Regions from separate parts of the Homo sapiens genome. Here all the other regions are linked to region 4. A link is a loop called in an ENCODE intact Hi-C map of the cell type or tissue named here. Cell type or tissue: Calu3. All regions are shown on one strand.

What was found. Peaks named below come from ENCODE experiments on the same cell type or tissue, not always from the same donor. Only the 100,000 strongest peaks of a DNase experiment are listed, where the experiment ranks them.
Region 1: it touches region 4 in a loop (6-fold over the local background); 51 of 110 quality-filtered maps call a loop at or near these places.
Region 2: a loop joins it to region 4, with 5 times the contacts of the local background. A loop is called at or near these places in 56 of 110 quality-filtered maps.
Region 3: a loop joins it to region 4, with 9 times the contacts of the local background. A loop is called at or near these places in 77 of 110 quality-filtered maps.
Region 5: a loop joins it to region 4, with 12 times the contacts of the local background. A loop is called at or near these places in 22 of 110 quality-filtered maps.

What each region holds. Positions count from the first base shown.
Region 1 is chr1:84,769,951-84,774,950 of GRCh38, forward strand. No RefSeq gene overlaps it. Among named protein-coding and RNA genes, the nearest start is that of SSX2IP, 82 kb to the left of the region's middle. RefSeq lists an enhancer at 4,910-5,000. In Calu3, a CTCF peak has its summit at 2,617 (motif pointing left); a DNase peak (open chromatin) is centred at 2,591.
Region 2 is chr1:84,601,468-84,606,467 of GRCh38, forward strand. All of the region lies in intron 2 of LINC01461 (long intergenic non-protein coding RNA 1461), which reads right to left. Among named protein-coding and RNA genes, the nearest start is that of LINC01461, 17 kb to the right of the region's middle. In Calu3, no CTCF peak of the experiment used is centred here; DNase peaks (open chromatin) are centred at 2,644 and 3,284.
Region 3 is chr1:84,751,618-84,756,617 of GRCh38, forward strand. No RefSeq gene overlaps it. Among named protein-coding and RNA genes, the nearest start is that of SSX2IP, 64 kb to the left of the region's middle. RefSeq lists a silencer at 2,028-2,077. In Calu3, CTCF peaks have their summits at 2,111 (motif pointing left) and 2,310; a DNase peak (open chromatin) is centred at 2,104.
Region 4 is chr1:84,441,413-84,446,412 of GRCh38, forward strand. No RefSeq gene overlaps it. Among named protein-coding and RNA genes, the nearest start is that of RPF1, 35 kb to the right of the region's middle. RefSeq lists an enhancer at 1,044-1,133. In Calu3, no CTCF peak of the experiment used is centred here; DNase peaks (open chromatin) are centred at 989 and 2,049.
Region 5 is chr1:84,538,934-84,543,933 of GRCh38, forward strand. The region is part of intron 8 of SPATA1 (spermatogenesis associated 1); the gene reads left to right. Among named protein-coding and RNA genes, the nearest start is that of CTBS, 33 kb to the right of the region's middle. In Calu3, no CTCF peak of the experiment used is centred here; no DNase peak of the experiment used is centred here.

The sequences.
Region 1 (5,000 bases), 330 kb after region 4:
AGAGAGATTAAGTAAGTTGTCCAAGATCACAGCTGACAGTGAAATTTAAGCCTTGATATGTTTTATTCTAGAGTTTTCCCTATTATCCTGTATTTCAGCCATCTCTGAAAAATTGGAGCCCACAAGATGTGAGCTATGCCCAGAACTCACCAGCTCTAGCCTGGTTGGAGTCACTAATTTCAGAGGCTACTCTTGGCCCTTTGCCAATCTGCAAGATGGAAGCAGGAGGGGGAGTGGATAGTTTTCTGTCGTCTGGTTCTCAACCTTGGTGCTGTTCAACTTCTTTCCCATTGTGGCATATGTTAAAAGTGATAATCTTCATGCAGCCTGGGGGTAGCGGAGGCTGGCTGATCTGGGCTCCCTCCTGCCAGAGGCTGAAGGGTCCACATCTTGGCGGACTCCATGGTCTTTTTCTCTTGCTATCCCCTCTTCCAGGAAAACTAATGTCTTTTTCTCTTGCTATCCCCTCTTCCAGGAAAACTAATGTCTTTTTCTCCCCCAAGGTCTAATCCAGGATCCCACACTGCATTTTCCTGTGATATCTCCTGTCTTCTCCAATCTGTGACATCCTCAGTCTTTCCTAGTCTTTCATGACATTGACACTTTTCTTGAAGAGTATTGCTAGGTATTTTTGTAGAATGTCTCTTACATTGGGTTTGTCTGATGTTTTCTCATGATTAGATTGAGATCATGCATTTTTGGCAGGAATGCCATGAAAGTGATGCACTCAGCTCATCGTGGCAGGCGTACATGAGGGCAATATGTCTTATTATGGTGATGTTGACCCTGAGCAGTGGGTTAAGGTGCTGCCTGCTGGTTTTCCCACTGTTAAGTCATTACTTTTTCCCTTTATAATTAGTAAGTGTCTTAGGAGAGATACTTTGAGGCTATTCAAATATTCTATTTCCCTTCAAACTTCTGCCCACTAATATTAGCATCCATCTGTGGATCTTGCTTATGGTACTCTAAAGGTGATTTTATACGATTTGCATTCCTTTTTAGTTGTAATTCTTCAGAAAGGAAGATTTGTCTTTTCTCTATTTTATTATATTGTTTATTTATACAATTATTGATTCATAGATATTAATTTTACTCTATAAATTATAATCCAATGCTATGGTTATTTATTTTGCTGCATAAATTGTTCCCATTCTGGCCACTCTTTCAGGTAAGTTCCCATGCTTGTCCAAGATGCCATCAACCTTTTTGGGGTACTTCCTTACTTTCTGGTACCACCACAGTCTCCAGGCTCGTCTTGGATATTTCCTGTCTCAGTCCTTATCCAAAAAAGCCCTGGTTTCTTCTGTTGAAGAATATATTAGAAAATAAGACCTAGGTTCTATGTGGCATTATTTATCATTATAAGGTAATTTGGAATCAAAATAAATTTCAGTTTGAGGATGAAAAGTGTGGAGATTAGTGAGGGTACCCGATTGCCCAACATTACACAGCTCAGAACTGGCAGACAAAAAGCTCAAACCAGGGCAGATTCTGTACTCTTAACCTCTCCACTAGCGTAAATGCCTCATTTATTATAAATATGAATTACTACTTGGCAGAAAACGTGCAGATGTGCCAGATAAATGTGATTTCTGGTTGATGGAGTGTCCGATAAAGTAGACTTGTCTATAAAAACAAACTTGGCATCCGATAAATATTTTTAGATAGATTTTGTTGAAAGAATCATCATTATCCTCAGACATTTCTTGGTATCTATGAAATTTCTGTAGAGTTCAGTTGTACTTAATTCCTTTATGGAACATGGTAGAACATATATAAAATAATAATGAATATAGAAATATGAAATAGAACAAAAATAACTGCAGGTTCACTTTCTGGATCCCCATGGCCTTTGGCTGGAAACTTGATGGTGGGGTTCACTCTCTCTTTGCCTGTTGCTTTAGTAAACCAAGGAACCAAGGCCTAGGGACATGAGCAACTTGCATTTGGCCAGTGGTGGGCAGAGTGGAGCTGGAATCAAGATTTCCTGGCTGGATCCCCAAACATTTTTGACCCTCATGATCTGACCAAGTAAATCTCAGGGCAGGACAACAGCATCCCCAGAGACTAAGCCCAGATGGGCAGGGCCACACACCCTGTATCATCTAAGAGGCCCCATATCATCTAAGAGGCCACCTTGTGGCCCACGCCCGTGTATCATCTAAGAGGCCCTGTCCACACTGCTGGGAAGTAGTCCTGGCAACTTCACTCCCTTTCTGTGTTTAACTCTCAACACCAAACCCAACTCCTGCATCAAATGCAGTTAAGAATCCAAGACAAATATGCCTAAAGAGGGGAAAACCTGGTGGCTGGATGGAATGAGATTGACTGGGAGGAGGAGACTGGTTTCTAGTCCTGGCTGGAGTACTAGAGTTTTGCACTTAACCAGTTGTTTATGCCAGGCAAGATCTTTCATCTCTCTGAGCTCTACTTTCCTGGCTTAAAATGATACGGTTGGATTAGATGACCTCTAAGGCCCTATTCTGCTTTGAAATTTTTGGAAGCTTCAAATTCCTTTGCAGAATTTCCCTGAGAGGTCCTTGGACCAGTCAGTCTCACCGGTAGAGCTCTTGCGCCACCTAGTGGTGGACTCAGAGGCCTTTTTCTCCCTTCTGCGTTCAGGTCCCGCCTCAACTGGAACAAGAGAACAAAGCCATTTCAGCCCTTTGCAGGACTGTGGCAAACTGCCAGACCTGGGAGGAACACATGTTTAATACATGTCCTAGAAAGATATGCTGTGTGAACACACTGCCACTCCTTATGGCAAAGGCCTTAGTGCGGTGGGCATGTGGTTACAAAGCCAGGTTCCTGATGTCAAGAACACCCAGCAAGGTGCCCTGATAAATACCACCCAGAAGAGATGTGTTTGGGGTACTCTCTCTGTATGCTGATCTGTTACACACTGATCCTTAACGCTTTCAGCTGCTCCCTGGTTAACAGTCATTAGGCAGGCATGCAGCACTGTCATCCTGGGCCTCAGCCCTGCTGTCAGAACCCTCCTCCAGATACCTGAAGCAAAAAGAGGCAGGGGACCCCTTAGGTGTACTGCTGATTTGGAGAAATCCTTCATCCGACGGAAGGTCTTTCTAGGTTCCTCCCCTGACACTCCTATCTAAATAAAAACTACTTCTGAAGCCTGCATGACCCTTAGAGTTGGAATCATCTGAGCTGTGGAGCACTTACCCAACATATCCTGGGATTTGTCAAATGTTGCCGGTGATTCCAGAATTGCAGCTGACTACCTAATAGCAGACATCATGTCACTCCGCTCATGGTGACTGCTGTTAATCTGGATCTGGAAGTTCCATGTCGTTTGCTTTTGGCTTCTATGTCCTGGCGAGGCAAGTACAGGCAGCACTGTTGGTGCCCATTGTACGGGCAAGAAAACCAAGGTTTGAAAACAGGTTCGGTGACTCCCCACATAACCAAAGGGAGTGGTGGAGTTACAATAACATGAAGGAACTCTGACTCCCTTGTCCAATCACGCAGGGTTTAGTCATTTGTTTTTATGATCTCAATGAGGGGCCTTTGGCTCATAGTTCATTAATTTTCATCACAAACACTATTGAAAACCATTAATTGCCTGTGCTTTAAATAGCAGTGTGGAGTTTTTTCCTTGCCTAGCAAGACAATGGGTGTCAGTGGGTAGAAGGAGCACTGGGCTGGGGACCAAAAATCCTGGACTCTTGTTTGACAAGGTCACCACCAAACTGAGGGGCCTGGGAAGTCACAACCACTGAGGCCTCCCTCTCCCCATCTAGGAAGCGAAGAGGGCAGGAGTAAGGTACCTTCCCTCCCAGAACTCCATATGTGAAAGAAAGGGCATTTCTGATTTAGGGTATGTTTCACTTTCTCTAACCTTGGATCTGTCCCAGTAAAATGATTAAGCGAGGATATCTGTCTTTGCCAAAGTATGACTTACCTGGTCAGTCCAGATTGTTCAGGTGGGCTTATTGCTTTCTTGATTTGTAACCTTTTGTTTTCCAGTGACCTGGACTGTTTTTGGTATAGAATTTCATTCCCAGGTGATAAATTCCTTTAGGGAAGTGATAGCAAACAGGTTTAATCTTGAGGGCCCTTCAAATCAGTGAGCAGTGGCTGTCGGGAGCTCTGTGTTAATGTCTCTGAGGCCATGCTGTAAGGCGCCATGGGAACATGATTGATTAGCCATGTCTGCTGTGGGCAGGGGCTGGGGAATGCAGAGGGGAAGGGCTGTATCTGGGATAGCACTGTGGAATTGGAGCAAGGGAAGCCATGCCGAGTGAAAAGGCACAGAGCTGCTTAGAAGCAGAGCAGGGATAGGAATCCACACCTCCTCCCTTCCAATTCAGTGGCCTCCCACACAAGACTTCCTCTTTATTTGGTGTGATGGGCAATCAGGTGCTTAGAAGATACTTTCCGATGATGAGGATGAAACTGATGGTCTGGCAGCAGCTTTCTGCCTGCTCTCTCAGCAATGTGTAAACCCACACATGTGTTTTTCCCTTTCTGAGACACAGAAAGGCTCAACCTTTGACAAGAGATTGTCCAGGAAACATCAGTAAACACACCAAATGCCTACATTCCCATTAAAACATGCCTATCTCCTTCTAGGCAGTTCCAAGCGAGACTTCTAAGAGGTCTGCCTTGCACAACTCACAGGCAGCAGCTGTGAGGAGGAGAGGTGCACCCCAGGCTGTGGGTGGGAGGACAGAGGGAATGGGGAGGCAGGAACAATGGACCAGCCTCCTTGGCCTCACAGGAGGCGTCTGAATGAACGATGATGGCTCTTGGCCTTCCAAATGGCAAAGACACATTCCCAGAGAGGCCGGCTGTGGAGGGCTCCTGCCCAGATGGACTCGCTGTACTGTGAAGGAGCATTCTGTGTTCCCTAACTGGCAGCGGCTGCCCAGCCCATCAGCTTGCCTGACTGCACACCAAGGGCCCTGACGGCTTTCTCATGGGGCACCCCGGGGCTTCTGCCCCAAGCAGATGCTGGGCTTTATGTTCCCACAGAGAAG
Region 2 (5,000 bases), 160 kb after region 4:
TCAAAAAAAAGTCAATTTATGCCACATAGATCTGATCATAAGCTTTTGTCCTTAAGTACTTCATTGCTGTTGTTTGTTTGTTTGTTTTGAGACGGAATCTCACTCTGTCGCCAGGCTGGAGTGCAGTGGCACAATCTCGGCTCACTGCAGCCTCCACCTCCCAGGTTCAAGCAATTCTCCTGCCTCAGCCTCCCAAGTAACTGGGACTACAGGCACATGTCACCACGCCCAGCTAATTTTTGTATTTTTAGTAGAGACGGGGTTTCACCATGTTGGCCAGGATGGTCTCAATCTCCTGGCCTCATGATCCGCCCGCCTCGGCCTCCCAAAGTGCTGGGATTAGGGGTGTGAGCCACCGTGCCCAGCCCATTGTTTTTAAATTACAAAGTCTACACCGGTGAGCTAGCATGTGAAGCCCAGTTCTGTTTCTCACCATTTTCCTCTAACCAATCCTACCCACTATGCTCTGGCCTCCCAGTGGTTTCAGAGTATGGTCCCTGGACTAGCAACATGAGTATCACCTGAGAACTTGTTTAAAATGCAAAGTTTCAGGCCCTACTTTAGATTTAATGAATCAGACACTCTGGAGGAGGGATCCAGCAATCTGCTTCTTAACAAGGCTTCCAGGGCCTTCAGGTGCAGGCTCAAGTTTGAGAACCACTGGGCAGGTTCTGCTGAACTACTGGCTCTTCCCTACGCTCCACTGTATGACATCTCCATGCCTTTGCGCATGCTGTTCTCTCTGACCAAAAGTCTTTTCTCCCTTCCATTCCTGTTTTTTAAAAGTTAAATCAAGGATTATTCCCTCTATAATTCCTTTCCTGTTCAGCTCTTTCTTTCCTGATTATGGTGACTGCTACTGTCACCCTTGCATCCACGGAAACGAGTGAAAATGTCTATCATTCATAGGCCATGCTTTGTTGTCCTCATGGTTTATGTGTCTGCTTCCTCAAAAGACAGCAAGCTCCCCAAGGTAGTGACCATATTTGTCCTGGCACAGTGCTGGGGCTCAGAAAATGTTTGTTGCGTTGACATGTTACTGAAAAGCAAAGTGCAGAGAGGGGAGGGAAGAAAAGGGAAAGTGAAGAGTGTGCAAACGATCAACAACTACCACAATTAGAAAAGCTGGCACTGATTGAGTTCTATCTGTGTGATAGGTTCTGTGCTAATGCTTCGCAGGGACTGTGTCATTTAATCTTCCCAACAATTCTGTAGGTTTGATTATCCTCAATTAACAAGAGATGGAAATTAAGGCATAGAGAAGTTATAGAATGTACCCAAGTTGCCCCTTGGTGTACATAGTAGAGCCAAGATTCACACACACAGTTTTCCTCCAGGGTCTATGCTTTTTTTTGTTTTTCTGTTTTTTTGCTTTTTGAGGCAGGGTCTCACTCTGTAGCCCAGGCTAGAGTGCATTGCATGATCATGGTTCACTGCAGCCTCGACCTCCTGAGCTCAAGTAATCCTCTTGTCTCAGTTTCCCAAGCAGGTAGGACCACAGGTGCCACCACACCTGGCTAATCTTTAAATTATTTGCAGAGAAGGGGTCTCACTTTGCTGCCCAGGCTGATCTCAAACTCCTGGCCTCAAGTGATCCTCCTGCCTCTGTCTCCCAAAGTGGTGGTGTTATATGAGATAGAAAGAAATTATTTAGGTAGACAGTTAGGGTAAAGTGAGTCCCAGCAGAAGACTTTCCTTCTAACAAAAAGTAGCTCAGAAATAGCTCCCTTTCTAACCTCATGCAGTTCAAAGAAATCACTTCTAACAAAGAACAGCCCGAAAGATCAGGCTGTAAAAACACAGATAAACAACTCAGGCTCAGGAGATGGGGAGTCTCCTAGGTAATCACCAAACTTCACACTTATACAATGGACCCCAGTAAAAACAGTGGGCCTTAATAAGCACATTCCTTTCCTTTTAGGCACACTAAGATAGGGAAGCTAAAAGTGGACTGGGGGGAGATGCCAGCAGCTGCAGGAAGATGTCTGGGAACAGACACAGAAATTCTCCCTCCCAGATAAGCAAAACAAAGCAGCACAAAGCAGCGCAGACTAAGAGTCTGTCTACATGATCAAGGAGTGAGGTGAGAGCTGATAGAAAACTCTACTCTATGCACATAGCACACCTGGTTCCAACTAAATCTTTGGGCCTCAGTAAGATAAGACACCCCCTCCTCACTAGCCCATTTATAAAAACCCTGACATTTTTACTACAACTTGGCAACCCACTCAGGATCCCTCTCTGTGACAGAGAGCTGTTCTTTCCTTTTGCCTATTAAACTCCTGCTCCAGTCTCACTCTGTGTATGTGTGTCTGCGACTTCAATTTCCTTGGCCATGAGACCAACAACCTTGGTATTTACCCCAGACAATGAGGCTACTTCATTTGGGGGGCCCGTCCAGGATTTGAAGGTGAAATCATTGGAAGAGTGAGTAAAGGAGTGGACTCTCTACTTTCATTTCCGAGGCTTCTCGTCCCCAGTTTTTATTCTCTCAAAGAACTATAAAAAAATCGGGCATCTGTCAGCTAATTAATGAGTCACAAGGGCTAGCCGCTAATCTTAAAGACTCAGATGTGAAGCTTGCTGGGGAGGACTTAGTCAATCCTCCAGTGCCCTCAGGGTGCTGGGAACGTTGGCTCTGTCCAAACCAGTTTCCTTTCACTTTGCCATCACATGGGGCTGGAATAGGTCCTGGGGCAACTGAGGATTTCTGGCCAGGGCTACACCCTGGTGTTGTCCAAAGGCTCCTGGACTGACACCAGCCTCCGACTGCCTGACTGGGTGTCGGCCACAAGATTGCCAAGCTTTCCTATTGCAAATCTTATTTTCCTCCTTTCCTTTCCGAGGTCACCATGTCTCCCATCCCCTCTCTGTACACAATGCTGCGGGAATTTTTATAGCCCAGAGAAATAATTCAGTTAGGCAGGCTTAGCAACCACCTTGGCAACCAGAAATGCAGGTCAAGGGGATTGCTGTTTTTGTGACTTTCTACCGACAGGGGGATTTCGTGATCCAGATCTGAAAGACTATTTAACTCCTAATGATAGCACTTCCTGGGGTTGGGTAGAAGGTTATCTCCCCACCAATGAACATCCCTCTCTCCACCTAGGCTGTTTCTTTTCCCATGTGAAGAACCAGCACTACCCAGCCGGACTGCATAGTCCCTCTATGAGGCGAATTAACTTTCTCCTGCTAGGAGGCATGCTGTAGGAATGGCCTGCCACATGTCAGACTTCCCTCTCTGTCCATACGGAGGCCAAGTTACTGCCTGGTATTTCAAAGCTTGCAGCGTCACCTAGTGGAATAGGAATCCTTTCCATCGGCAACCTCGTCTGCCCTTTGCCAAAAGCCTCTAGCTTTCCACTTTTTCTCCCTTTTACATCCCTCTAAAAGAGATCAAACCTTATGTACCTCTGAGAGTGGGAGAACTCTGCTTTCAGCAGTGAGGAAAAAAATGTCCTCCAAAACCAAATTTTTGTCTCAATACTCTCTCCATTAGCAGAAAGGCTGCCATTTGACCCTTACATTCTCTTGAGACACCTATTCTGCTTGCAACTAGTATTTCGTCTAAATAGAAAGGGGATTTTATGTTTGGAAGTTAACTGGAACCACCATCTAAACATAAATTCTCTAGTCTGGTCCATAATAGCAGAGTATAAAGCTCAGCCCAGTACACTCCCTCCATTAAGGGGCCTTGCTTAAATGCAACTGTTACATAATCTCTCCTGATACCCATTCATCAAGGAGTCACACAGATCACACAAGTCTGAGAGGTCAAAGGGCAATTATCAGGCAAAGGACTAAGGTCACATGGGTAAGCGTGACTATCCCCATTACTTAGCTCCTCTGGGACCATGGTTTGAAGGTCACACCTGCAACCATGGGGAGGCACACACTGTGCTGGGACCCAGGGACCAAGGAGAGAGAACAGTCAGGGGGACACTCCCACTGTCATCCCCTCCACCCTGGGTCACACCAAAAAGAACAAGGAGACTGAGGGATGCCTCTCCTCTTGTCTCTTTTCCAGGATGGGTAGCAAGTCATTTTGGCTTGCACTCTGCTGGAGTACATTTTGAACTCCTTTGACACCCAAACTCTGAAGAAAAAGTGGCTCATTTTCTGTTGCACAAGGGTGTGGCCTTCTTACCCTCTCAGGAATGAACAGACCTGGCCAGCTAAAGGGAACCTTAACTTTAATCTTATCCAGCAATTAGATCTCTTCTGTAGATGGAAGAGCAAATGGTCCAAGGTTCTCTATGTGCAGGCTTCCTTTGCCCTGCGAGACAACCCAGACCTTTGCAAGCATTGCAAAACCAACTCAGCCCTCTTAGCAATCATATCAGACAGGTCTGTGGAGAGTAGTTCCCCTAAGTCAGAAGAGCAAGTTTTGGAGGAACCATTAGAGGCAGCTTCTAAGTGCCCCAGTCCTTCCAGTCCCCTTTGTCCAGGGCCCCCTCCAGCTGCACCATCAGCTCCTCCAGCTCCACCATCTCCAAAGCTCCCCACTGCCCAGACTTCACTCCTACCCCTACAAGAAATGCCAGATGGAAGGGGCACCATTAAGGTACTTATTCCCTTCTCATTGCAGGACCTTAGGCAGATAAATGGGCTGATTTCTTGATAACCCTAATAGATATATAGAGGCCTTCCAAAATTTAACTTAAGTGTTTTACCTCACATGGAGGGATGTTGTGCTGTTGTTTCTCAGCCAAACCCTCACTGCAGCTGAAAAGCAGACAGCTCTGCAAGCAGCAGAAAAGTTCGGAGATGAACAACATGTTCCCTATAGTGACCAAAAAGGAAAAGGGGAGATAAGGAAGGTGAGGAAATAACAGAAAAAAACAATCTCAATAGGGAGAGAGGCTATACCTCTTGACAATCCTGACTGGAATCCCTGTGACCCCATAGATGAATGGAAAAGGAAATACTTTTTAATGTGCATATCAGAGGGCCTAAGAAGGACTAGGACCAAACCTCTTAATTACTCTAAACTGTCCTTA
Region 3 (5,000 bases), 310 kb after region 4:
CACCCTGCAGACATCCAAATCCTCAGATGCTCAAGTCCCTTATATAAAACGGTCTAGTAAAATAATGTGTGCACATGGATACAGAGAGGGGAATATTAGATATTGAAGACTCTGAGGGGTGGGAGGGTGGGAGGACATGAAGGATGAGGATTTACTTAATGGGTACAATGTCGCTAAAAACCCAGACTTCACCACTATACAACATATTCATGTAACAAAATGGCATTTATAACCCTTAAATATATAAAAACAAAATAAAATGGTGTCATATTTGCATATAACCTATACATATCCTTCCATATACTTTAAATCATCTCTAGATTACTGTATACCAAATATAATGTAAATGCTATATAAATAGTGGATGTACTGTATTGGTTTTTTATTTGTATATTTTTTATTGTTGTATGGTTATTTTTTATTTTATTCTCAAGAATATTTTTGACCCAAAATTCATGGATGTGGAGCCCATGGATAAGAAGTGCCACCTGTTCTCAGAACTTGAGAATGATTTATCTTTGAGATGATGTCACTAGGATTCTGCAGGAGGCTCACTTATCAGCATTGGTATTCCCACATATCTTACCTTCTTACTCTTCTCCTTCTCCCTCCTTCTCCTTCTCCTTCTTGCTCCTTCTCCTTCTTTTTTAGAGAAGAGTCTATGTTGCCCAGGCTGATCTCAAATTCCTGGCCTCAAGTGACCCTCCCACCTCAGCCCCCCAAAGTGCTGGGATTACAGGCATGAGCCACCTCTTACCCTGAGCCTGCCCATTTTCCCATGCATCCATCCTCCCATCCAGCTCTTATTGAGAACCTGCTGTGTTCCTGTGCTAATCGTGGTGGTTACTAAGGTGGGTAGGGCAGTGCCTGCCTCTAGATCCCAAGTCTAGTGAGGCAGAAGAGAAGTGAGGGGGTAATGACCACAATGTGAGAAGCGCTATAAGGGGGGCAGTGGCCCACGTCTCCCAACTCATGTCACAGTGCAGTGCTCTCTCACCATATGCTTTTTGACTGCTTCTCTCAGACTTCTTTTTTTTTTCTTTTTTTTTTTAGATGGAGTCTCTCCCTGTCGCCCAGGCTGGAGTACAGTGGTGTGATCTCGGCTCACTGCAACCTCCACCTCCTGGGTTCAAGCGACTCTCTCCCTCAGCCTCCCAAGTAGCTGGAATTACAGGCGCCTACCACCACGCCTGGCTAATTTTTGTATTGTTAGTAGAGACGGGGTTTCATCATGCTGGCCAAGCTGGTCTTGAACTCCTGACCTCATGATCCACCTGTCTTGGCCTCCCAAAGTGCTGGGATTACAGGCGTGAGCCAGCGTGCCTGGCCTCTCAGATTTCTTAAACTCTGCCCCACCAGCAAAGATTTTGTTAAGCTTTATATCCCATAGTTTGTATTAGGAAAACAATAGCTGTGTTAAAAAATTAAATTGTTATAATATTGAATATGCATTTTCTAAGTGTTCACGTGTCTAAAGCAACAGGTGATACAGTGGGAACTGCAATACGGTGTGAAAAGGAAATTATTTAAACAAATAATAATAATCGAATTATCTTCAAGACATTTCCTTTGGCCAGGAATAACATCTGAACAGAAGCGTGACCCTGGCCTAAAGGTTTCTGCATGATCCGGTCCCTACCTGCTCATCCCTGGCCACAACCTCTTCCCTCATTGTGCAGCAGCCCTGGTGGGCTTCGCTGTCCCTCTTCTTCGTACACTCTTCACCTATCCCTTCCAGGTCCACGGCCCTTCTTATCCTTCAGGTCTCAGCCTAATAAGTCATCAGACAGGTCTTCTCTGACGACTTTGCAAAAAAGCTGTTGCCCACCTTAGTCTCCATCCTAGGAGTCTGATCTTTTCCTTCATAGACCTAATCACAAAGTGTAATTATTTCATTTGTTTGGTTGTCTCTCTTGCTAGACTGTGAACTCCACAAACTGTTCACCAGCCTATCCCCAGAGACTCGCATGGTTTCTGGCACATGGCAGACACTATAAATACATTTTGAATAAATGCATGTTAGGGCGGCTCACAGAAAGCATCTACTTGAAAGGGAGGACATCTCACCAGCGGGGGACAGCGCTGCAGAACCCAGCAGCGGAACAACAGCGACACCAAGTGGCCAGTCCGCATTACCCACAGCAGCTGTTCCTTGCCAGAAATCTCAGGCCTTGGAAGGCTGATGCTTGTAATTTAATGTGGATACTAATCCATTAAGCTTGTTTATTCATTTCCTTAATTTAAAAAAAATCTAGAAACTGCCCTCAAATATCTCCCACTATAGAGTAGGACACTTGAAAGCATGTGGCCACTAGCTAGACAGACTTTAGGAGTTGCTATGGTAACTTTTCCCTTTTTTGCTAACCATTTGGAAACCTTACATTTTTCAAATCTGCATGCTTTGAAAAGGCCTGCTTGATTCTACTTTGTTTTTCAAGCTTTGCTTTGATTTACTGTATTTAATTTGCTTCACCTTCTAATTTGTTAAATGACATGTTATTAAAATTCCCCAGGGGGCCAGCAGGAATCTGTGCCGCTGAGAGACAGCATGCATTCTGGAAGTCGGTGATTCACATCTGAGCACTCAGAGGAGATTTTGGAAACCCATTAGGTTAGCAGAGCCGCTCTGGGCAGAATCAGCGCTGGCAGGGACGCTGCATTTGACAACTCAAGTCTTTAGGTGATGCTGAAAAGCCTGCCCTAGCTTCTCATTTCCTCCGTCCCCCAGCGAATCGTTCTTTGCTGCTGCTGTCCTCGGTGTGAAAAGGTGACCCCCCCACTGCCCATCGCACCTGCTTGCTATCTCTCGTCGGTCACCCCCTACAAGACCGGAAAACAGGTCTAAAAAAGCCAGAGCGTTCCGCGCTCAATTACAATGACGCTAAAATGCATCCTGAGGCCTGTCCATCGCGGATTTGAGAAGAGCCGCAGCAGCAGAACACGCCATTAGGCGATAATGGCCCGGGCCCGCTTCAGTCATAGGGCCGGGAAATGAGGGTGATTTAGTGACGCTGCCAATGCCCGACACCATCGCCGCGGTAGGCAAATGGCAGCAAATGGAGGTGTTAAGTAAAGGAAGTGCAGACAAACCATGGTTGCAGAAAGGCTCCTAATATTGATAGAGCTAACCCAGGAGGAAAGCTGGGGTAAAATTTCTTTACATTGCGAGAAAAAATAGATCCCAGCGCTCTCCTAAACATTATTATTTGCTTTAGGGTCCATCTTGTCCTTCATATGAAAATGGAGACAATTTCTCTCAGCGAAGACCGAAGCCCCGGTGCCCATTTTGCTAGCGGCATGTGCTTCCACTCCACTCCGCACCCCGCTCATTTTATTTTTAAAAAATAATAAATATGTGTTCATTGTTTAATCAGATGCATGTCCCTTATGTAAGAAAAAAGGTCATATGACAGGGAACTGTGAAAGTATGAAAGTGAAAGTCGTGTGTGTGTGTGAAATACACATACACATTTATAAATATATGTGTATATATACATCTGTACACATACATGTATACAATTTAGGCGTAAAATTCCACTTAATGATGCAATTATCTCGTGCTATTTCTGGAGTGCAGTCTTGACTGTTCTTTCGACTTTGGTCCAGTTTGAGTCTCAGGCACACAACTTTTTGGTCTGTACCGCTTTGGCCTGTCCCAGAATCTGACCTCCTCCCACCCCCGCAGCACCTTCCGCTGGCCTCCCTACACCTCATCCCCTGGGCTCTGCCTGTTGGATCTGTGCATCGCGAATGGGCTGTCTGGATTTTCTTCATTCCTGCCGCCCTTTGGTTTTCTTGAAAAGCACAGCTTTGACAGTGACCACATGCTCCCAAAATCATTTCACCCGAGGAAAATCCACCCCTTCTTTTACCCCACCCACTGTCACAAAAGTCTCCAGCAGCTTCCATGATGTCTCCTTATCTTTGGGTGGGACACAAAATTCCTAGTGTGTCTTCCACCCGCAAACTCTTTTGGCCAAGCTTCTTGTCATCTTGCTGCCTTAACACTTGGGCTTGGCTCTTCCAGCCCTAGGGTTTCACAAATTTGGTTAAGTCCAGAGCACATTCATGTGTACGTATGCAATCTATCTGGTTGGCGTTTTGTGTTTATTACATGACGATGGTCATTTTCCTCGAGAATAAGGAAGAAATGGACCATCGTTGCAAAGCTTGCACAGTAGCTTCACAATGAAATTATTTTGCCATTTGCTTCTAAGTAGAATTGTAATGTTGGCTTCTAGGTGCACCTCCCACTTCCTCCTTCATTTTTACCTATAATTTCTTTAGCATCGATTGAGAAAGTGTTTATTCAGGGCATAACCCTGTGATAGGTACTGTGAGCGATATGAAAAAAGCCATGGGGCCAACTCTTTTAAAAAGGTGTTAATTGGATTTTTCCCATATAAAACCCCCCATAGCATTTTATTTCCTAACTCTGCTTCTCACCGTCAACTTCATTTGCCTATTTAATGCAATTTGCTTCTCATGATAAGATTCTATTAAGTGATTATTAAGACATTCTGAGTTACCTCAGCCAAGTACATCTATAATCATTACCTACCTCCTGGGGGTGATTTGAGGTGTAATTAGTTAAAGCTCACTGTTACCTCCCAACATCTGAACGACAAACAGAGACCACTTCTACACAGCCAGTCTGTGAGCCTGGTGCAGCCTGTTCACATTTACATAAATCCCATAGATCCAGGTTTCACGAGAGCCCATGTTGGGTCTGTAGAAATAGAGAGCATACTGAAAATTGCCTACCTCTATTTATATCAAATTGTACCCCTGAGGGTTAATTTCTTTTGGTTTCTAAGTGATATTATTTAATAGCCCTAACGTTAGTGTTAATAAAACAAACACAATAAACCTCCACTAAAAATTGAGATATGCTGGAACAAATCAGCCTAGCACGACCCTCAAACCTCTTATTCTTTCAGTCCTTCAGAACCATTTATTGAACTTCTACTGTATGTGAAGCATTGGACTAGGCTCTAAGG
Region 4 (5,000 bases):
TTCTTGTAAATTTGTTTGAGTTCATTGTAGATTCTGGATATTAGCCCTTTGTCAGAAGAGTAGATTGCAAAAATTTTCTCCCATTCTGTAGGTTGCCTGCTCATTCTGACGGTAGTTTCTTTTGCTGTGCAGAAGCTCTTTAGTTTAATTAGATCCCATTTGTCAATTTTGGCTTTGGTTGCCATTGCTTTTGGTGTTTTAGACATGAAGTCCTTGCCCATGCCTTTTTTTTTTTTTTTTTAAACAGGGTCTCTCTCTGTTACCCAGGTAAGAGTGCACTGACATGATCATAGCTCACTGTAGCCTTGAATTGCTGGGCTCAAGCAATCTTCTCACCTCAGCCTCCCGAGAAGCTAGGGCTACAGGAACATGCCACTGTGCCTTAGTAATGTTTTAGTTTTGTAGAGACGAGTTCTCACTATGTTGCCCAGGCTAGTCTCAAACTCCTGGCCTCAAGTGGTCCTCCTGCCTTGGCCTCCCAAAGTGCTAGGAATGCAAGCATGAGCCACCACACCTGGCCAACCAATTGCTTTTGATAAAATTAAAACACTTATATAAATCACATCCTCTGATTCGTGGATTTTTTCATTTATCCAAAGGTTTCTATCTTCTATCCCACAAAACCTCCCAAAGATGATGTAGTAAATAGCAAAAGCAGTGCTTTGCTTTTCATCCACTGTGTCTATTCCTCAACACCAACTTAAAGGTACAGTAAGAGAGATTAGGAGTAAGAGCAAAAAATACAGATAATGTCAAATTGGGCAAACAATCTCAGAAAAAAAGACATTTTGTCTTATCAATGGAAATTATCAAGTGTGGGCACAACACGAATTTTCTTTAAAGAGACAACCTATCTGGTTTCAGCTGCTGAAGCTACTGAATTACAATGGATATACATATATATAGATACATAAGTATGTACACAGATACACGTATATATACACACTCAAGGACTAGAAGATAATTCTCATTACACAAGGAGGCAGTGTTGTGCAGAAAAACCAAAGATTCTACTTCCTTAGCTAAGTCACAGACATGAATCATCACCATCAACCCAAAACCACTAAAGAAAAAAAACAGCATAATTTTCCGTATGACTATTGGTACAACTTCTCCAAAATTATCTTCTCAATGAAAGTTGATGTTGCAAGAAACCCAACACAGATGCATTTATAAAACCCCACTGGAAGGTATTCTGTGTGAATATGCACTAAGAATGCAATCTTGCTTCAGGTCAAGATTTTGCCTTCTGTAGGAACTTCCATAAGATTTTCTTTGCAAAAGCTTTTAAGAAGGTAACTTTAAATGTAAAAAAAGTGATGGTTTCTTATCACCATTTAAATTCTACAACTTTTGGGTGGCTGGCAAGATGGCCGAATAGTAACAGCTCCTGTCTGCAGCTCCCAGCAAGATCAATGCAGAAGGTGGGTGATTTCTGCATTTCCAACTGAAGTACCTGGCTCATCTCATTGGGACTGGTTAGACAGCGGATGTAGCCCATGGAGGGCGTGCCAAGGCAGGGTGGGGCATTACCTCACCCAGGAAGCATAAAGGTTGGGGGAACTCCCTCCCCTAGCCAAGGGAAGCCATGAGGGACTGTGCCATGAGGGATGGTGCACTCCAGCCCAGTTAGTATTATTTTCCCATGGTCTTCACAACCCACAGACCAGGAGATCCCCTTGGGGCCTATGCCACCAGGGCCCTGGGTTTCAAGCACAAAACTGGGCGGCTGTTTGGGCAGACACCAAGCTAGCTGCAGGAGTAGTTTTTCATACCCCAGTGGTGCCTGGAACGCCAGCAAGACAGAACCGTTCGCTCCCCTGGAAAGGGGGCTGAGGCCAGGGAGCCAACTGGTCTAGCTCAGCAGATCCCACCCCCATGGAGCCCAGCAAGCTAAGATCCACTAGCTTGAAATTCTCACTGCCAGCACAGCAGTCTGAAGTCAATCTGGGATGCTTGAGCTTGGCAGGCAGAGAAGCATCTGCCATTACTGAGGCTTGAGTAGGCAGTTTTCCCCTCACAGTGTAAACAAAGCCACCAGGAAGTTTGAACTGGGTGGAGCCCACTGCAGCTGGGCAAAGCCACTATAGTCATACTGTCTCTCTAGATTCCTCCTCTCTGGGCAGGGCATCTCTGAAAGAAAGGCAGCAGCCCCAGTCAGGGTCTTATAGATAAAACTCCCATCTCCCTGGGACAGAGCACCTGGGGGAAGGGGCAGCTGTGGGTGCAGCTTCAGCAGACTTAAACCTTCCTGCCTGCTGGTTCTGAAGACAGAAGCAGATCTCCCAGCACAGTGCTTGCGCTCTGCTAAGGGACATACTGCCTCCTCAAGTGGGTCCCTGGCCCCTGTGCCTCCTGACAGGGAGACACCTCCCAGCATTGGGTTGACAGACACCTCATACAGGAGAGCTCTGGCTGGCATCTGGCAGGTGCCCCTCTGGGACGAAGCTTCTAGAGGAAGGAACAGGCAGCAATCTTTGCTGTTCTGCAGCCTCCACTGGTGATACTCAGGCACACAGGGTCTGGAGTGGACCTCCAGCAAACTCTAGCAGACCTGCAGCAGAGGGGCCTGACTGTTAGAAGGAAAACTAACAAACAGAAAGGAATAGCATCAACATCAACAAAAAGGACGTCCACACATAAACCCCATCCAAAGGTCGCCAATATCAAAGACCAAAGGTAGATAAATCCATAAATATGAGGAAAAACCAGTACAAAAAGGCTGAAAATTCCAAAAACCAGAACACCTCTTCTCCAAAGGATCACAACTCCTCATCAGCAAGGGAACAAACCTGGACAGAGAGTGAGTTTGACGAATTCACAGAAGTAGGCTTCAGAAGGTGGGTAATAACAAACTCCTCCGAGCTAAAGGAGCATGTTCTAACCCAATGCAAGGAAGTTAAGACCCTTGAAAAAAGGTTAGAGGAATTGCTAACTAGAATAACCAGTTTAGAGAAGAACATAAATGACCTGATGGAGCTGAAAAACACAGCACGAGAACTTAGTGAAGCATACACAAGTATCAACAGCTGAATCAATCAAGCAGAAGAAAGGATATCAGAGATTGAAGATCAACTTAATGAAATAAAGCGTGAAGACAAGATTAGAGAAGAAAGAATGAAAAGGAATGAAAAAAGCCTCCAAGAAATATAGGACTATGTGAAAAGACCAAATCTACATTTGATTGGTGTACCTGAAAGTGATGAGGAGAATGGAACCAAGTTGGAAAACACTCTTCAGGATATTATCCAGGAGAACTTCCCCAACCTAGAAAGACAGGCCAACATTCAAATTCAGGAAATACAGAGAACATCACAAATATACTCCTCGAGAAGCGCAACCCCAATACACATAATCATCAGATTCACCAAGGTTGAAATGAAGGAAAAAATGTTAAGGGCAGCCAGAGAGAGAGGTCGGGTTACCCACAAAGGGAAGCCCATCAGACTAACAGCGGGTCTCTGCAGAAACCCTACAAGCCAGAAGAGAGTGGGGGCCGATATTCAACATTCTTAAAGAAAAGAATTTTCAACCCAGAATTCATATCCAGCCAAACTAAGCTTCATAAGTGAAGAAGAAATAAAATCCTTTACAGACAAGCAAATGCTGAGAGAGTTTGTCACCACCAGGCCTGCCTTACAAGAGCTCCTGAAGGAAGCACTAAACATGGAAAGGAAAAACCAGTACCAGCCACTGCAAAAACATACCAAATTGTAAAGACCATCAACACTATGAAGAAACCGCATCAACTAACAGGCAAGATAACGAGCTAGCATCATAATGACAGGATCAAATTCACACATAACAATATTAACCTTAAATATAAATGTCCCAATTAAAAGACACAGACTGGCAAATGGGATAAAGAGTCAAGACCCATTGGCGTGCTGTATTCAGGAGATCCATCTCATGTGCAAAGACACACATAGGCTCAAAATAAAGGGATGGAGAAACATTAACCAAGCAAATGGAAAGCAAAAAAAAGCAGGGGTTGCAATCCTACTCTCTGATAAAAAAGATTTTAAACCAACAAAGATCAAAAAAGATAAAGAAGGGCACTGCATAATGGTAAAGGGATCAACACAACAAGAAGAGCTAGGTATTCTAAATATATAAATGTATATAGATACCCAATACAGGAGCACCCAGATTCATAAAGCAAGTTCTTAGAGGCCTACAAACAGACTTAGACTCCCACACAATAATAGTGGGAGACTGTTAACACCCCATTGTCAATATTAGACAGATCAACAGGACAGAAAATTAACAAAGGTATTCAGGACCTGAACTCAGCTCTGAACTAAGTGGACCTAATAGACATCTACAGAACTCTACACCCCAAAGCAACAGTATATACATTCTTCTCAGCACCACATCACACATATTCTAAAATTGACCATATAATTGGAAGTAAAACACTCCTCAGCAAATGCAAAAGAATGGAAATCATAACAATTTCTAAGAACACAGTGCAATAAAATTAGCACTCAGCATTCAGAAACTCACTCAAAACTGCACAACTACATGGAAACTGAACAACCTGCTCCTGAATGACTACTGGGTAAATAACAAAATTAAGGCAGAAATAAATAAGCTCTTTGAAACCAATGAGAACAAAGACACAACATACCAGAATCTCTGGGACACAGCTAAAGCAGTGTTTAGAGGGAAATTTATAGCACTAAATGCCCACAAGAGAAAGCAGGAAAGATCTAAAATCGACATCCTAACATCACAATTAAAAGAACTAGAGAAGCAAGAGCAAACAAATGCAAAAGCTAGCAGAAGACAAGAAATAACTAAGATCAGAGCAGAACTGAAGGAGATAGAGACACGAAAACCCCTTCAAAGAAACAATGAATCCAGGAGCTGGTTTTTTGAAAAGATGAACAAAATAGATAGACCACTAGCCAGACTAATAAAGAAGAAAAGAGAGAAGAATCAAATAGACATAATAAAAAATGATAAAGGGGAAATCACCACTGATCCCACAGAAATAC
Region 5 (5,000 bases), 98 kb after region 4:
AGACTACAGACACATGCCACCACACCCAGGTAATTTTTGTATTTTTTTGTAGAGTTGGGGTTTCTCCATGTTGCCCAGGCTGGTCTCCAACTCCTGGACTCAAGCAATCGGCCCTCCTCAGCCTCCCAAAGTGTTGGGATTATAGGCATGAGCCACTGCACCCAGCTCACTAGTGTTTTAATGTCTGTCCAGATTATCCAGTGATGCTTGATGTATAGTAGATTGGAATGCTGAATGGAGTCTGTACAAGCCCTGGTAGGAGAATCACGGCTCTAAGCCCTTGGGTTTGGGAGCAAAGGCATACCATCTTCAGCAAATAATTGTTGTTATATTGTTGCTGGATACTTTTATTGTTTCCAAATTTTACCTATTATAAACAGCACACACAAACAAGAGAGGAATATATACTTATGTGTAGAATTGCTGGAAAATGTCTATCTATAACTTAAATAATGCCAAAATGTATTCCAAAATGATTATACAAATTTACGCTCCCGCTAGGAATCCAAGACATTTCCTGTTACTCTACATCCTCAATAATACATACTGTCTTCACACTTTAAAATGTTTTCCACTCTGGTGGATGCTCAATGCTATTTAACTGCAGTTTGAATTTTTTAATTTCCCTGGTTACCCTTATATTTTATGGACCCCATTTTGATAACCATTTTTTGGGGGGGTTACCTGTTTTAAGTATTTCTATTGGGTTGTCTGCCATTTATTTCTGGTTAGTAGGAGTTTTTAATATGCTCTGGAAGATAGTCCTTTGATGTTTATGTGTGTTGCAAATATCTTCCTCTACTTTGTGGCTTGTCTGTGGTTTACCTTGCTGAATACATCAAGTATTCCATATTCTTAATTTTTTCCACATTCTCTATGTCTCGGACTGAGAATGGTATGTTAGAATCTCCTTTTATTACTGTGTTGCTATTTATGCTTACACCTCCTGTGGTTTCTGCTTTATGTGTTTCTATATGTTATTTGGCACAAAGTTGTTCTTATGTGAATATTATTACTTTTGCATTATGAAGTGTCTTTCTTCGGCTCATTTAATGCCTTTTTGGCCTGAATTCTTCCTTACTGCATGTCAAAATACTCTGCTTTCTTTTTGTTTGCATTTATTTGATATATTCCCATTCTCGACTCCCCTCCTTTTTATCTGCCTTTCTGAGTCACTTTGTTTTAGATGTATCTCTTATGTACAGCCTAGAGCTGGGTTTTGCTTTGTAAGCTAGTCTGAAAGTCTTTTTTATTTAGTTAGATGAGTCATGTCCATTTATATAATTGATATGACTGATATGTTTAGTCTCAGATTTGTCATTTTATTTTATATTTACTGTGTGTCTTCTACTATTTATTTGGGTTTTTTTCGTCTTGGTATTTAGAAAGATTTTTATTTTTGTTCTAATATTTATCTTTATAGTAATACACTTAAGCTAGTATTTTCGGCCCCTCTTTTTTCCTTTTTTAAAAATTTGTCCTTCTGCTTTTGATTTGCTACCTCTAAAATTATGCTCTGACTCCTCCTTGTTATATTTGAGGCAATCAAAAAACTTGTTCTACTTTCACTTTTTTCCCTCCCTTTTCTTGTCGTTTATTTTCAGTTGTGTTATTTCTACTTTGTCAAACAATATAAATTTTTTGTACTGTTCACGTAGTCTTATACCCTCACTTTTGTTTTAGTCTCAGAGTTATAATTAAATATGTTCAACACTTAACTGCCAATTATTTTGCAAAAGATTTTTCAATGATTTCTTGGTTAGATGAAGCTCAGCCTATACTAGGAAAAGATCCTGAGCACAATATTCCCTTAGTTCTTGCACATTTAAAACTCTCTGTAGAGCAAGGATGGGCAGACTAAGGTCTGCACCATGCTTAGTAAGGCCTGTGAGCTAGGAATGTGTTTTATGTTTTTAAAGAGTTGAAAAAAAGAGGAATATATGACAGAAACCAGATGTGGCCCAGACATATTTATTTACTCTCTGGCCCTTTACAGAAAAACTGTGCTAATTCCTGCTCTAGAGCCTTCATACTTTACTACTTGAAGGATAGCTTGACTGGCTATAAAATCCTTGGCTTATTTCCCTTGAGTTTCTTGTAAACGTTGCACTACTGATGTCTTGCTTTATATGTTACTATTTAGAAGTGTGATGCCAACTTGATTTTCTTTGTAAACTGACTTGAGTATTTTTGCCTGGAAGGTCAGAGAATTCCTTTAATGTGTAATAGTTTTAGCAGGTTATATCTCAGTTGAGAATTGTAGGTCAGATTTTTCTAGGTACACAGTGGGCCCTTTCAATATGAAAATCAGAAATCAGAAATTGTTTTATTTCAAGGATGTTTTCTAAAATTATAATTTTAAATAGATCTGTTTCATTGTTTTGTTTTGTTTTTCTTTCAGGGGCAACAATTAGTCTTATCTTAGATCTTCTTTACCTTTATATCTGCCACTTTCATTCTGATCCATTTTACTCTTTTCATTATGTTTCACTTTCTTGGCTCCTTTTATTTCTATTCTATGTTTTTCTTACTATATTTTTGGTCATATATGTTCCATCTTGGAACACCTGCTAATTTATTCATTTCTGAGAGAATTTCTTTTTCTTTATTTCTTGAGTTTGGCCAATTTTCATTTCACACCTTCCTATTTTCCATTTTTATTACAAATTTTAAAAATTTCTGTTTTATAGTGTTCATTAATATCTGCAAATGCTTAGTTAATTATATTTAATCTATGTTGGGAGCATTGGTAAGTTTTTCTCTGCTTCATGGCGTGTTTGTTTTGATTTTACTGCTCAGTTTTGAGGTTTTCTTCATAAGTAACTGCATGAGTGCTAGATTATTTTATAGATGTTCATGTTTATTTGCGTTGGATTTTTCCATTATCAGTAATAACAGGTGTTCTTACAGAGGAACAGGGAGTGTTGTTTTGGTGGCTTACTGTGTTTCTTAAATCAGGAGCACCCTCTTCTGCTGCTGTAGTGAAATGCAGGTTTTTGAGTTTTTTTTGTTTGTTTGTTTTTTTGTTGTTGTTGTTTTATTTTCATTTTTCTTGAGATGGAGTCTCGCTCTCTTGCCCAGGCCTGACTGCAATGGCACGATCTCAGCTCCCTGCAACCTCCATCTCCCAGGTTCAAGCAATTCTCCTGCCTCCCGAGTAGCTGGGATTACAGGCGTGCGACACCACACCCGACTAAGTTTTGTATTTTTAGTAGAGACGGGGTTTCACCATGTTGGCCGGGCTGGTCTTGAACTCCTGACCTCAGGTGATCCACCCGCCTTGGCCTCCCAAGAAATGCAGTTATTTATGTTTCTTTTTTTAAGTAAATGGGGCCTTTTGGGGAAATGGGTATGTTTTCTTTGGATTCTTTTCCACTAGCTTAGTTCAGTGGAGCTCTTGCCTTGGCCATTTTCTTCTTTTTTCTTACCAAACTGGCTCCCAAGGACATCTCTCCCTTTCAAAGCATTTTCTTCTCTCCCAGAAGCTATGTCTTACCATGATTACTGCCTCTGACTCCCTGTGTTTTTCAAATCCTTTCTTTTGAATTCCTCATAGAATCTACCAGGTTTTTTTTCTTTGCTCTATTTTTCCACTTCAGGTAGAGCCCTCTCTTTCCAGGCTAACTCGTGATTGGTGTTTGCTATTATTTATGTACAGTGCTGACACATAGTCCATATCTGACTCTCTGCTCAGATGTGGGCTCCTGACCACACTCTGATCTAGTAGTCTTTATTTCCTCACTTACATGTAAAGGATTCTGTGCCCAAATTATGTTGTAGGCATAAATTTGGGTGGTTTTACTTGGCTTCTTTTTATGGTAGTTTGGAAGATTTGTGGAGCAATTCTAATTTAGGTGGCTGCCATTATCCTGTGGGAACTCAACTTTATAACATAACAAAATAAATAAGCTAGAAAAATAATACAGTACTCTGCCCTTTATCTGTCGTTCCAAGACCCCCTGTGGATGCCTGAAAACACAGATAGAACTCAACCCTATATATACTATATATACTGTGTTTTTTCCTGTACATATATACCTATGACAAAGTTTAATTTATAAAGTAGGCACAGTAAACAATAACAAAAACAATAATAATAAAATAGAACAATTATAACAATATACTATAATAAAAGTTATGTGAATGTGGCCTCTCTCTCTCTAAAAGTATCTTATTGTACTGTACCGTGGGTAACTGAAAGCACAGAAAGTGAAGCTACAGATAACGGGGACTAACTGTAAGACAAACAAAATAGAAGTGAGAGCTTGATGAAGATAAAAGTGAAAACTAATGAGGTACCGAAGCATAATTGAAAACAATTCAAGATCGATAAAGTGATAGTGGGAGAAACATCAACATGGTAAGGCTTGAGGTAATTCATCAAAAAGGGTAGATATTAGTCTGTTCTCACACTGCTATAAAAAATACCTGAGACTGGGTAATTTATAAAGAAAAGAGGTTTAATTGGCTCACGGTTCTGCAGGCTGTACAGGAAGCATGGCATCATCTGCTTCTGGGGAGGCCTCAGGGAGCTTTCAATCACGGTGGAAGGCAAAGGGGGAGCAAGGCTGGAGCAGGAGGAAGGAGTGGGGGAGATGCCACACACTTTTTAAATGATCAGATCTCACAAGAACAAACTCACTATCAGGGGAACAGTATCAATGGGGAAATCTGCCCCCATGATACAATCACCTCCCACCAGGCCCCACTTCCAACACTTAGGGATTACAATTCAACATGATATTTGGATGGGGACACAGATCCAAATCATATCAGGTAGAAACACAAAAATTAGGAAAGATGAAGGCAACAGAAACACAAACACAGAGGAGATAAGATATATTAGAATAAAATGTAAAATTATCTGCTAAAATTTTGACATGTGACAGAACTACCAATTTTCTAAGCAAATATAATCAAAATTGACTCAAGATGAAAAAAATATTAATAGGCATCTTAGAAAATATTTAAAGTTATCATAACAGGTAACTGAGACCAGA